2 separate regions of the Homo sapiens genome follow, and region 2 is linked to region 1. A link is a loop called in an ENCODE intact Hi-C map of the cell type or tissue named here. Cell type or tissue: endothelial cell of umbilical vein. All regions are shown on one strand. Links, peaks and the distances in the headings refer to the core of each region. The heading gives the core; the rest is flanking DNA.

Region 1 (5,384 bases), core at 88-5,087:
TAGAATAAAGTGAAAGCAAGTGTATTAAGAAAGTAAAGGAATAAAGAATGGCTACTCCATAGACAGAGCAGCCCCGAGGGCTGCTGGTTGCCCATTTTTATGGTTGTTTCTTGATGATATGCTAAACAAGGGGTGAATCTCATGTCTCCCCTTTTTAGACCATGCAGGGTAACTTCCTGACATTGCCATGGCACTTGTAAACTGTCATGGTGCAGGTGGGAGTGTAGCAGTGAGGACGACCAGAGGTCACTCTCGTGGCCATCTTGGTCTTGGTGAGATAGGGCCGGCTTCTTTACTGCAACCTGCTTTATCAGCAAGGTCTTTATGACCTGCATCTTGTGCTGACCTCTTATCTCATCTTGTGACTTAGAATGCCTTAACAGTCTGGGAATGCAGCCCAGTAGGTCTCCGCCTCATTTTACCCAGCTCTGTATTCAAGATGGAGTTGCTCTGGTTCGCATGCCTCTGACACCGGGAGAAATTCTCCCTCTCAGCCATCTCTTTCCTAGTGGCCTCTCTCAGCATCATATGTTAGTCACTCCTCCCTTCCTGGTAGGGAAGAGAATGCCTCCGGGTTAGAAAAACACCAGCTGAGAGTTTATAGACATTTCTCTTTGAACATGTGGAACAACAAAGACTACTGATAGACTGTTGGGCATAATTTTAGAATTTGCCTTATTTTGTCAAAGATTAAAGAAAGAAAAGGCCACTTTCCCACTATTCGATTTAACTCAGTCGGATTATACGGTGACAATGTCACTCACTGATTTAAGCTTGAATGTGAGAGATTTAAAAGCAATGGCTTGAAAGGAGTTGTTTTGCATCTTAAAAGAAACCACGACTTCAGAGTGATTTTGATTTTCCATTCCTACAAAGGAAGAAACGAAGCTAAATGCTTTTAATCCTAAAAGTGCCCTTTCAGAATTTCTGGGATCACGGTTGCAAGGCAGAAGTGGAGAACTACCCATTGGATGCCTCTCCAGGAGTCACATCTGTCTCCTCAGACTTTGATCTTCTCAGACATTGCTGGAGAGGCAGGGACAGAAAGTTCAGATGCTACGGAAAGACAGTGTGGGTCAGACCACACAGTGTTCCTTTGAAACTCCTGGCTTACTGGCTTTCCCCCACCCACCCATCAAGTGTGTCCTTTGAGGTGAGACATAACATCAGCTGACTAACAAGATGTTTGCCAGTAATCACATCTGATGACAGTAAATGTCAGTCTCCCAACACAATTTCTATTTTATTTCATTAATACCATCCTCAGTGGTTTGCTTGAAAGGGTTAAATTAGCTAGGCATGGTGGCTCATGCCTGTAATCCCTACACTTTGGGAGGCTGAGGTAAGCAGATCACTTGAGGTCAGGAGTTCAAGACCAGCCTGGGCAACATGGTGAAACCCTGTCTCTACAAAAAATACAAAAATTGGCTGGGCGTGGTGGCAAGTGCCTGTAGACCCAAGTACTTGGGGGGCTGAGGCAGGAGGATTGCTTGAACCCAGGAGGTGGAGGTTGCAGTGAGCTGTGATTGTTCCTCTGCACTCTGCACTCTAGCTGGGCAACAGAGTGAGACTCTGTCTAAAAAAAAAAAAAGAGTTAAATTGGAAAATGTATGTCTTGGTGCTCTGTAAATTGCGAAGCTCTACATAAGTATGATTCCCTGTCTTTATAAATTTGCAATCTGGTGTGCCATGTCTGGGGACAATAACTCCTTCATTGCTCCAGGCACAGAGTTCTGGATTGAGGTCCTGGCTTCTGCTTCTCCAAGATTATCCAAATTTCTTGCTCCTTGAAGGTGGACTTTGAGGACCAGCATCACTTGTGTACCCCATAGCTTCTAATGCAGCAAGCAGGGAATAGACACTCCAGCAAGCAAGTGAATAAGCAAAGAAAACCAGGCCCCCGAGACGCAGGCGGATCCCCAGGCGGATCCCCAGAGGCAACAGAGTCAAATATGCGGGAAAGAATCTGATTCCGGCCAGCAGAGGGCAGGAGCGAGAGGAAACTGGGCATCTCAGCAACAAAGCAGGCTGTGCCAACCTGCGGCCGAGGGCCAGATCGCAAGCCCCGGTGCAGAGAGGACGCCGGGAGAATCCAGCTAATTCTGACAGCCTTTCCCTTGGACTTTAGCTGTAATGTGTGTGTGTTCCATTATCTCACACATCACTGCACTGAATTCCACTTCAACTTCCACCCCCTCCCCCCACCAGGAGCTGGCAGTTAAGATATTTACCAAGATGGTGCTGCCTCTCTAGTAAAACTCAGGAGGATTAAAATAATAATAAACAAACCGAGAGAGGGAGTCCAGAAAAGTGGACTAGGAAGCACAACACAGAAGCAGCTTCAGCACTGGAAAATATTCAGTCGTAAGAATCACCATGCATTCCCTCAGTGCTTGGCAGCCACTTTCTCACTTGAGCCCCATACTCTTTGTATGAGGTATGGGGTGGCTACTTGTGGAGTGCTGTGTCTAAGTCACCCTGCATGGGAGAGGCAGCACCAGGATTCTAACTCAGGATCCTGGGGCCTTATCCACGGCACTCTGTTACCGGGGACACGCTCATTCACTCAACAAACCTTCACGGACTGCCCATCAGTTCTTGTGCCAGGTATACAGAAGGGAAGGACACGGTCCTGTCCTCCAAGAGCTCATCCTCCAAAAGAGCATGGATACTAATAAACAGTCACAGTTTGGTATGACATGGCCATGACAGAGAAGAGTCACCCAACGCAAACTGGGAGGGCCAGTGAACATTTCCAGGAGGAAGTGACAGAAGTTGCCCTGCTGATGACCTCAGTGGCACCATTCATTTTATCACTATGTACCAGAAAATTGTCATAATCTACAGTGACCTCAGATGTGCACAGGGCACCCTCCACCTCTTTGCAATGCCCCTTGCACAGCCATACTGGGAAGCTTGCAGCTGAACCAAGCTTTGAAGGATGACTAGGAGCAGGCAATCAAAGAAAGGAATAGGGGCTAGGGCTGGCGTCGGGTGGAGGGATTCTGGGTGAAGGGGTTGGCACCAGCATAGGGGGTAGGCCTGAGAAATGTCCCCACAGCTGGAGCGTAGGTCTCAGGAGGAATGGTAACAAGAAGACTAAGAAGCAGATGGGGAGGCCAGGAGTTTGAGGAGCTTGGGCAACATAGCAGGACCTCGTCTCCACAAAAAGAAATTAAAAATTAGCCGGCCATGGTGGTGCATGCCTGTAGTCCCACTTACTCAGGAGGCTGAGGCAGGAGGATCACTTGAGCCCAGGAGTTCAAAGTTACAGTGAGGTGTGATCTCACTGCTGCACTCCAGCCTCCAAGGTCTTCAGAGCAAGACCCTATCAAAAAAGAAAAGAAAAGAAAGAAGAAAGGAAGGAAGGAAAGAAGGAAAGAGAAAGAGAGAAAGAAAGAAAGAAAAAAGAGAGGAAGGAAGGAAAAAGAAAAGAAAGAAAAAAGAAGCAGATGAGGCCAGGTCACCTAAAAGGCCTTTTCTACCATGCCAAGGAGGCTAGATGTTACATGGAATGCTATGAGGGTCTTTGGGAGAATATTATACAGGGAAATGGCAATATCATAAATGTGATTTCAGAAATATCATTACTCTAGCAGCATGGAGAATGGATTCGAGAGCGGCAAGTCTGGGGATAGGAGAGCAGTGAGGAGCTTCCCGATGATCCCAGAGCAAAATGACAAGGGCCTGGGGAAAAGACACTCTTGGTGGGGGCAGAGGAAGGGGAGGCTTCCGGAGTTGGGCAGGAAGAAGAACAGATCAAATCTACCAACTAAACAATGGTAAGTGGGAGAGGTCAGGGGTAAGGATGACTGAAGGCTCTGGCTGGGGTCACTGGGCACATGGTGACACCATGTCCCCTGGATAAGCCCCATGAGGGTGGGACTGTGGCTGAGTCACAGCTGTATGGTCAGCACGTGTAGTGACTAGCAGGTAATGGGTGTCTGAGAAGTATTTATGGGGTGAACGCTAGCATGGATGCCTGCGTGAGCAAGACAGGTAGGGATGATGGAACCTGTTGAGTAGGAGACGCCTGAGAGATGGTCACAGGAAGCTGTGCAGCAGGAAGTTGCACAGATGAGACCTGAGTTCAACAGGGAGACCTGAACTGAAGGCAGGGATCTGGGAAGCAGCGGCATTCACGTTCCCAGTGAGGACAGTGGAAGAAGACCTCAGGTCCTGAAAAACACCAACAGCTGAAGGGCCAGCAGAGGAACCTGTGCCCTCAGAGAAGGTTTAAAATCATAGCAAGGAACAATGATGGTGTTGAGAGTTTCAAAAGACAGGAGTCTCTGGGAGGCCAAGTAGAATAAGGAGTGAAATTTACCTATTGAATTTGGCAACCTGGACGTCAGAAGTCACACGGCCCTGGCTGGTAGGAATTCTGAGTCATGCAGGCTGCGGGCAGGGGACCATGACATCTAGCTGAAGCCATGCAAAGATGGGGCCTGAGAGCCAAACCAGGCTGTGACATGCTAGAGCTGGCCCTGATGGGCCCAGGAGCACTCATGGTTAAATTTTCAGGAAATTTGCAAGCTGGTTGTTAAACACAGCCATTATTAAAAATTAAATGGGTCAGGCGCAGTGGTTTATGCCTGTAATCCCAACACTTTGGGAGGCTGAGGCTGGTGGATCACTTGAGGTCAGGAGTTTGAGGTCAGCATGGCCAATATGGTGAAACCCTGTCTCTAGTAAAAATACAAAAATTAGCTGGGCATGGTGGCGGGCGCCTGTAGTCCCAGCTACTCAAGAGGCTGAGGTGTGAGCTTTGAGTCCAGGTGGTTGAGGCTGAAGTGAGCCATGATCATGCCACTGCACTCTAGCCTGGGCAACAGAGGGAGACCCTGTCTCCAAATAAATATAGAAATAAATAAGAAAAATAAATAAAAGTTTAATGATATAAACTTACAAATTGAATAGATTATACTAAAAACAAAAGTAATAAACACTTAAAGCTCATCACTTCCTAGTGATCTACACTTTACTATTACCTATGCCATCAAAGTTTGTTTTTTTTGTTTGTTTGTTTGTTTTTTGTTTTCTTTTTTAGATGGAGTCTTGCTGTGTTTCCCAGCTGGAGTACAGTGGTGTGAACTTGGCTCACTGCAACTTCCACCTCCCAGGTTCAAGCAATTCCCCTGCCTCAGCCTCCCGAGTAGCTGGGACTACAGGCGTGCACCACCACACTGGCTAATTTTTTTTATCTTTTTTTCAGTAGAGATGGGGTTTCACCATGTTGGCCAGGATGGTCTCAATCTCCTGACCTCGTGATCTGCCCACCTTGGCCTCCCAAAATGCTGGGATTACAGGCGTGAGCCACCACGCCCGGGCCATCAAGGTTATTTACATCTGCGTGTCTGAGTGGAGGAAGCATTATATAACCC
Region 2 (5,384 bases), core at 227-5,226, 370 kb after region 1:
TCACTTTCTAGATTTTTGTTACATTATATCACATTTTAAGTGCCTTAAAATGTATGCCTTTTAAATATACTGTATATCAAGTGAGATCTGCAATAATTTCAGAGATTTCTGGAAAGATAACTATTATATTCCATGCACTGTCCTTTCTACTGAAGATGCAGCTATTGCTTCAGAAAAACAACTCAGGAGACACCACACTCGAGCAAGTTTTCCCAGGTCCCTTCTGTACTACAACACCTTATTCCCTCTGCTTTGTGGTCAGTTCCTAATTTCATGGGCGAGAACTAAAGATGACTTTCTACACATGGCTTTTAAGCCATGTCCAATGTGTCCCAAAACTGAACTGGAGAGTTCCGAATCTCAAGGATGGTGTTTGTCTTGATGTGGGACAGATCACCTGCATTCACCTCACCAGGGTGCTGGCTACAAATGCAAATTCCTGGACTCCACACCAAATCTATGATGTTAAACTTGATACAAGTGAGTGGAAAAATGTGCATTTTAAAACACATTTCCTGGGTGATGTTTCTGCACTATGAGCACTACAAGGTTTGTTGCTTTTTTCTTTTTTAAACTATCATCATGACAGAAAAGTTTCTATGGTACCAAAGAGTTTAACAATCATTGATATATGCTACAGTTACACTTCAAGAGTATAGTCATCTAATATTTCCTTGTTTTTTTTTGTTTTGTTTTTTTTTTTTTGAGATGGAGTCTTGCTCTGTCGCCCAGGCTGCAGTGCAGTGGCACAATCTCAGTTCACTGCAACCTCTGCTACCCAGGTTCAAGCGATTCTCCTGCCTCAGCCTCCAAGTAGCTGGGATTACAGGTGCGCACCACCACACCTGGCTAATTTTTGTATTTTTAGTAGAGACGGAGTTTCACCATGTTGGCCAGGCTGGTCTTGAACTCCTGACCTCAGGTGACCCACCCGCCTCAGCCTCCCAAAGTGCTGGGATTACAGGCGTGAGCCACCGCGCCCAGCCTGTTTTTTCTTTTATCCTGTCACATCTTTGGCAGTTGTTTTAATGGAAATTATCTGAAAATAATATGTAAAAATATCTGAGAAAGGCAGTAGAAGACAACATAACTCAAAGGCAAATGCCACATTTAGATGATAGGCTGCTTTCTTTTAGGCAATTAAATAAATTTTTAGAAATACTTAGCAAAATAGAATCTCATTTATTGGTGCTAAATCATGATTATTCTAACAATTAAAATTGGAGGAAAGCAGAAATTTAAAAATAAGTGAAGGGCTTTTCTCCTTTTACAGTAAATGATTATTGCCCTTGCAAAAATCAACCTATATAATTATTTCAATAAAATCATAAAAAGTAAACTACATTTTGAAAATGTAAATTACCTCAGAATGTTTTACTATAGCTTCTAAACAGAACATTTCCACTGTTGCTGAAGGAACTTCTCCAAAACTTTCAGCATAAGGAAGTCCATTTCCTCCAAAACACCATAAACCACCCTGAAATTAAAATAATTAAAATTTTTACTGAAAAAAAGTGACTAATATTTTTGTTTGACAAAAAAAAAGAAATCTCTGTACTAATAGATGGTGTTAGAAAATACTAATGTGTAGGGCCTCAAAATATGTTGGAAATGTAAAAGGAACTTTATGCAAACTGTGGGTTATCAGAATAGAAAACATACAAATTATTCCAAGAAGAGCGCAACCTGTGTCCTCGTCAAGTCTCTCCTCTGTGTCCTTTTGTATGAAAGTGTGAAGACTAACTCACAATTCTTTTAACAAGTAAGAAAAGCCCAGGATGTTCTAGTGTCATCTCTTTCAGCCCCCAGTAGTCACTACAGTATATTATTTTCCAGATTCTGCTAATAGCCTACTTAAAGTCTAATAATCAATATAATTCAAAAGATATAAAGCATTATTGGACAAGTTAAAAAGAAAGAACACGATGACAATGATCACAGAGCTTTCAATTCTTCTTAAGTTGAAATTCAATTCAAGTTCTTATGGAAGGATAAACAAAAATCGTTACAAAAATTACAAAACAGAAGAGTAGTGGGGACTATTTCTAACATATTAAAACATAAATAAAAACATTTCAATTTTCTATTGAATGTTTTCAAAATTAAAGCATTTCAATTTCAACTCTTATCACAGATCAAGGGTTAATGTCACTAATATGCAATAATCTCCTACAAGTCAGTGACAAAAAATACCAACACTATTATAGAAATACAAGCACAGTCATAAACATAAAGTTGTTAGGAAAATAAATACAATGCCTCTAAAATATATAAGAATATATTATAAATTATATATTATATATTTATATATTGTATAGTATATATTTACATTTATTATATACTAATATACTATATATTTATATCTATATATTATATATGTAAATTATATAATATATTTATATTTATATTTTTATATTTTAGAGGCATATTTCTAAATATAATTCATTATATATAAAATACATAAATATAATATAAATATATTTTTTGTATATTTATTTTATAAATATATATAAACAACGCTCAGCACTGTTCATAATGAGAGGCGTGCACACTGAAAGGACACTAAGAAGCTACATTTGTCATCCATCGAACAGACGAGGTTCTAGGGAAACAAGCACGCACAGCACCCTGCTGCGAGTGGTATCAATGGCACGACTTCTATGGAGGACAACCTGGCATCGGTGATCAAGATCACAAGTGCACATGCCCTTTAATAATTGATCCTACAGAGATGCTCACACACAGGGAAAGTGATAGATATGCAAGTTTGCTAGCTGCTGCATTGTTTGTATAATAATAAAGACTGAAAACCAGCTAATATTTATCAATGGGGGTTAGTTAAATCAATTATGGTACAGTTGTACAATGGAATGCCATGCCGGTCTGAAAATTTTGAGTCTCTTCTTACACTGATATATACCAATCTCCACAATAATCCTTAAGTGAGAAAAAGGTATAGAACAGTGTGTATGTATCCTATGCTACTACTCGTGTAGAGAGAGAGAGTGTGTGTGTTGGGGTAGGAGAGATGGAAGGAATGGAGAGAAGATGTATTGCTGCATTGCTGTAGGTGCTTTGGAAGTGCTTCACTTTGGAGCTAGGGTCATAATTGTGTGCATACAGCCCACCTGCTGGCAAAAGAGGACAACTACAAGGTAATGGCTAAAAAATGTATATATTAATATAAAGCCCAGTGTTTTCCATAGGAAATATAATCCATAAGATTCTGCATTTTTAGTTAATTTATAAGGTCCATGGTTCAGTAAACCAACTAAAAATAATTTTTGGCCACTCTATACTTTTTATTCATGCCTTCTTCTCGTATATAATATTATTTTTTTCTAAATTTAAACATGCTTGGATCTCAGAGTCACATCATTTAAACTGAGGACTGAGATGGGGCTAAGTCATGAAAAGTCGTCCTTCTCTGGCAGAGACAATGGTAAATAGTGGATTGGTAAGCTTTGTCGGGGGGTAGGAATTTTTAGTTGAAGATTTATCGCCACATCCTGGCTCCCCCAAACCCCTCTTCCCACCTTGTACCCTTGAATTATCTATCTCATCTAGTTCTACTCTAAATTCCCCAAGGACAGAGAGGAGAGAAGGCAAAGAAAAATGATCTAGGACTTTCATTTGTCTTGGCCATTTCCGCAGTGTGATGTAGAGTGCAGTTCCCATTTCATTCTCACTTTTGGCGAAGCTTGTTACCTATGAATTGGCAGATTTTGTGGCAGTAAGAAGTACAAGCAAAAAGGAATGAATACAAAGGAACAAACTCACAGTATGGTTGTATGGATTATATTCTAAACCCTAATGTAAAAATAAATGTACATAGTTACTGCTACTTTATACTGAACTAAGATATGACAAGACTAAATAAATTCATAAAGATTTAAGAAACACCAAACATCAAATTCTATGAGTGCAACAAAAAATAATTTTATAAGGATTAAGGAAGTGCACAGGAAAAGCTAGAGAATGACAATATTAAAAACAATAATAAAGAGTAGGTACAGGCCGAGCGTGGTAGCTCACGCCTGTAATCCCAACACTTTGGGAGGCTGAGACAAGTGGATTGCTTGAGCCCAGGCGTTCAAGACCAGCCTGGTCAATACAGTGAAACCCCATCTCTACAAAAAATTAGCTGGGCAAGGTGGTGCACACCTGCTGTCCCAGCTACCCGGGAGGCTGAGGTGGGAGGATTGCCTAGCCCAGGGAGGTCAAGGCTGCAGTAAGCCATGATCATGCCACTGCACCCCAGCCTGGGCAACAGAGTGAGACCCTGTCTCAAACAGACAAAAAAAAAAAAGGAATAGGTAGAAAAATGGAAAGGCAACAGTAATATAAAAGAGCTAATCTCTGGTGTTAATTTTTTTTTTTTTTTTTTTTTTTTTGAGATGGAGTCTCTCTCTGTCGCCCAGGCTGGAGTGCAGTGGTGCAATCTCAGCTCGCTGCAAGCTCCGCCTCCCGGGTTCAAGTTATTCTCCTGCCTCAGCCTCCTGAGTAGCTGGGACTATAGGCATGTGCCACCACGCCCAGTTAATTTTTTGTATTCTCAGTAGAGATAGGGTTTCACCATGTTAGACAGGATGGTCTCGATCTCCTGACCTCGTGATCCGCCCGCCTCGGCCTCCCAAAGTGCTGGGATTACAGGCGTAAGCCACTGCACCTGGCCCATCTCTGGTGTTTCTTCATAAAAAGTTACAACCTTAGAGCTCTGTGATTTGTGCAAACTAACTGGGCTTTAAAATGATGTTCATTCTAAAGCAAGAGTTTTTAACAAGGGTCCTTAGGGGTATGGGGTAGATAGAATTCAAGGCAGGTAGGGTGTAAACTTGGATGGAAAAAAAAATTACCTTTGTTTTTTCCTAACCTCTAACTGATATTCTGCATAGTATTCAGTTATGAACACAGACAATAAACCACAGTAACACTAGCAGTACCTGTGATTCTAGCAGTAAGGGAAAGCACAGGTATTTTCATATCACATCTCATGTTGCAGCTATCTGAAAATACGGTTATATTCACTCTTCCTTTCAATGCCAACTATCACCAAACGGTGAAGTTGCACATTCTCATACTAGTGATCCCAAATCTACACTGCTTTCAGCATTCCCTAGCAACAATGGTTTGAGATCAACAGTTCAATGTTCTTATTCAGTGAAGCATCAACAGCATTCACACTGATGTCATTAAAAAATAAAAGGTACATATTGAATGGAACCATATGAAGCTGCCTCTTTCCCCAGCTCTATCCACTGAAGGCCTGAAAGCAATGACAGCAGCAATGAGCTTACCTAGCCCAGAACTTGGTTACTAAATACCATTAGCCCTAAAAGGAACCAAGCCTGCTTAAAAAATCAGCTTATTCTAGGGCTAGAACA

What was found. A loop is a pair of places that touch in the nucleus more often than their neighbours do. Peaks named below come from ENCODE experiments on the same cell type or tissue, not always from the same donor. Only the 100,000 strongest peaks of a DNase experiment are listed, where the experiment ranks them.
Region 2: it touches region 1 in a loop (19-fold over the local background); 6 of 110 quality-filtered maps call a loop at or near these places.

What each region holds. Positions count from the first base shown.
Region 1 is chr6:157,754,840-157,760,223 of GRCh38, forward strand. No RefSeq gene overlaps it. Among named protein-coding and RNA genes, the nearest start is that of SNX9, 66 kb to the right of the region's middle. RefSeq lists a silencer at 478-772. In endothelial cell of umbilical vein, for the core only: a CTCF peak has its summit at 1,986 (motif pointing right); DNase peaks (open chromatin) are centred at 2,032 and 3,812; H3K27ac peaks cover 462 bases.
Region 2 is chr6:158,129,010-158,134,393 of GRCh38, forward strand. SERAC1 (serine active site containing 1) reads right to left here. Exons shown (of 17, transcript NM_032861.4): 9 at 1,364-1,477. Among named protein-coding and RNA genes, the nearest start is that of SERAC1, 37 kb to the right of the region's middle. In endothelial cell of umbilical vein, for the core only: a CTCF peak has its summit at 3,151; a DNase peak (open chromatin) is centred at 3,112.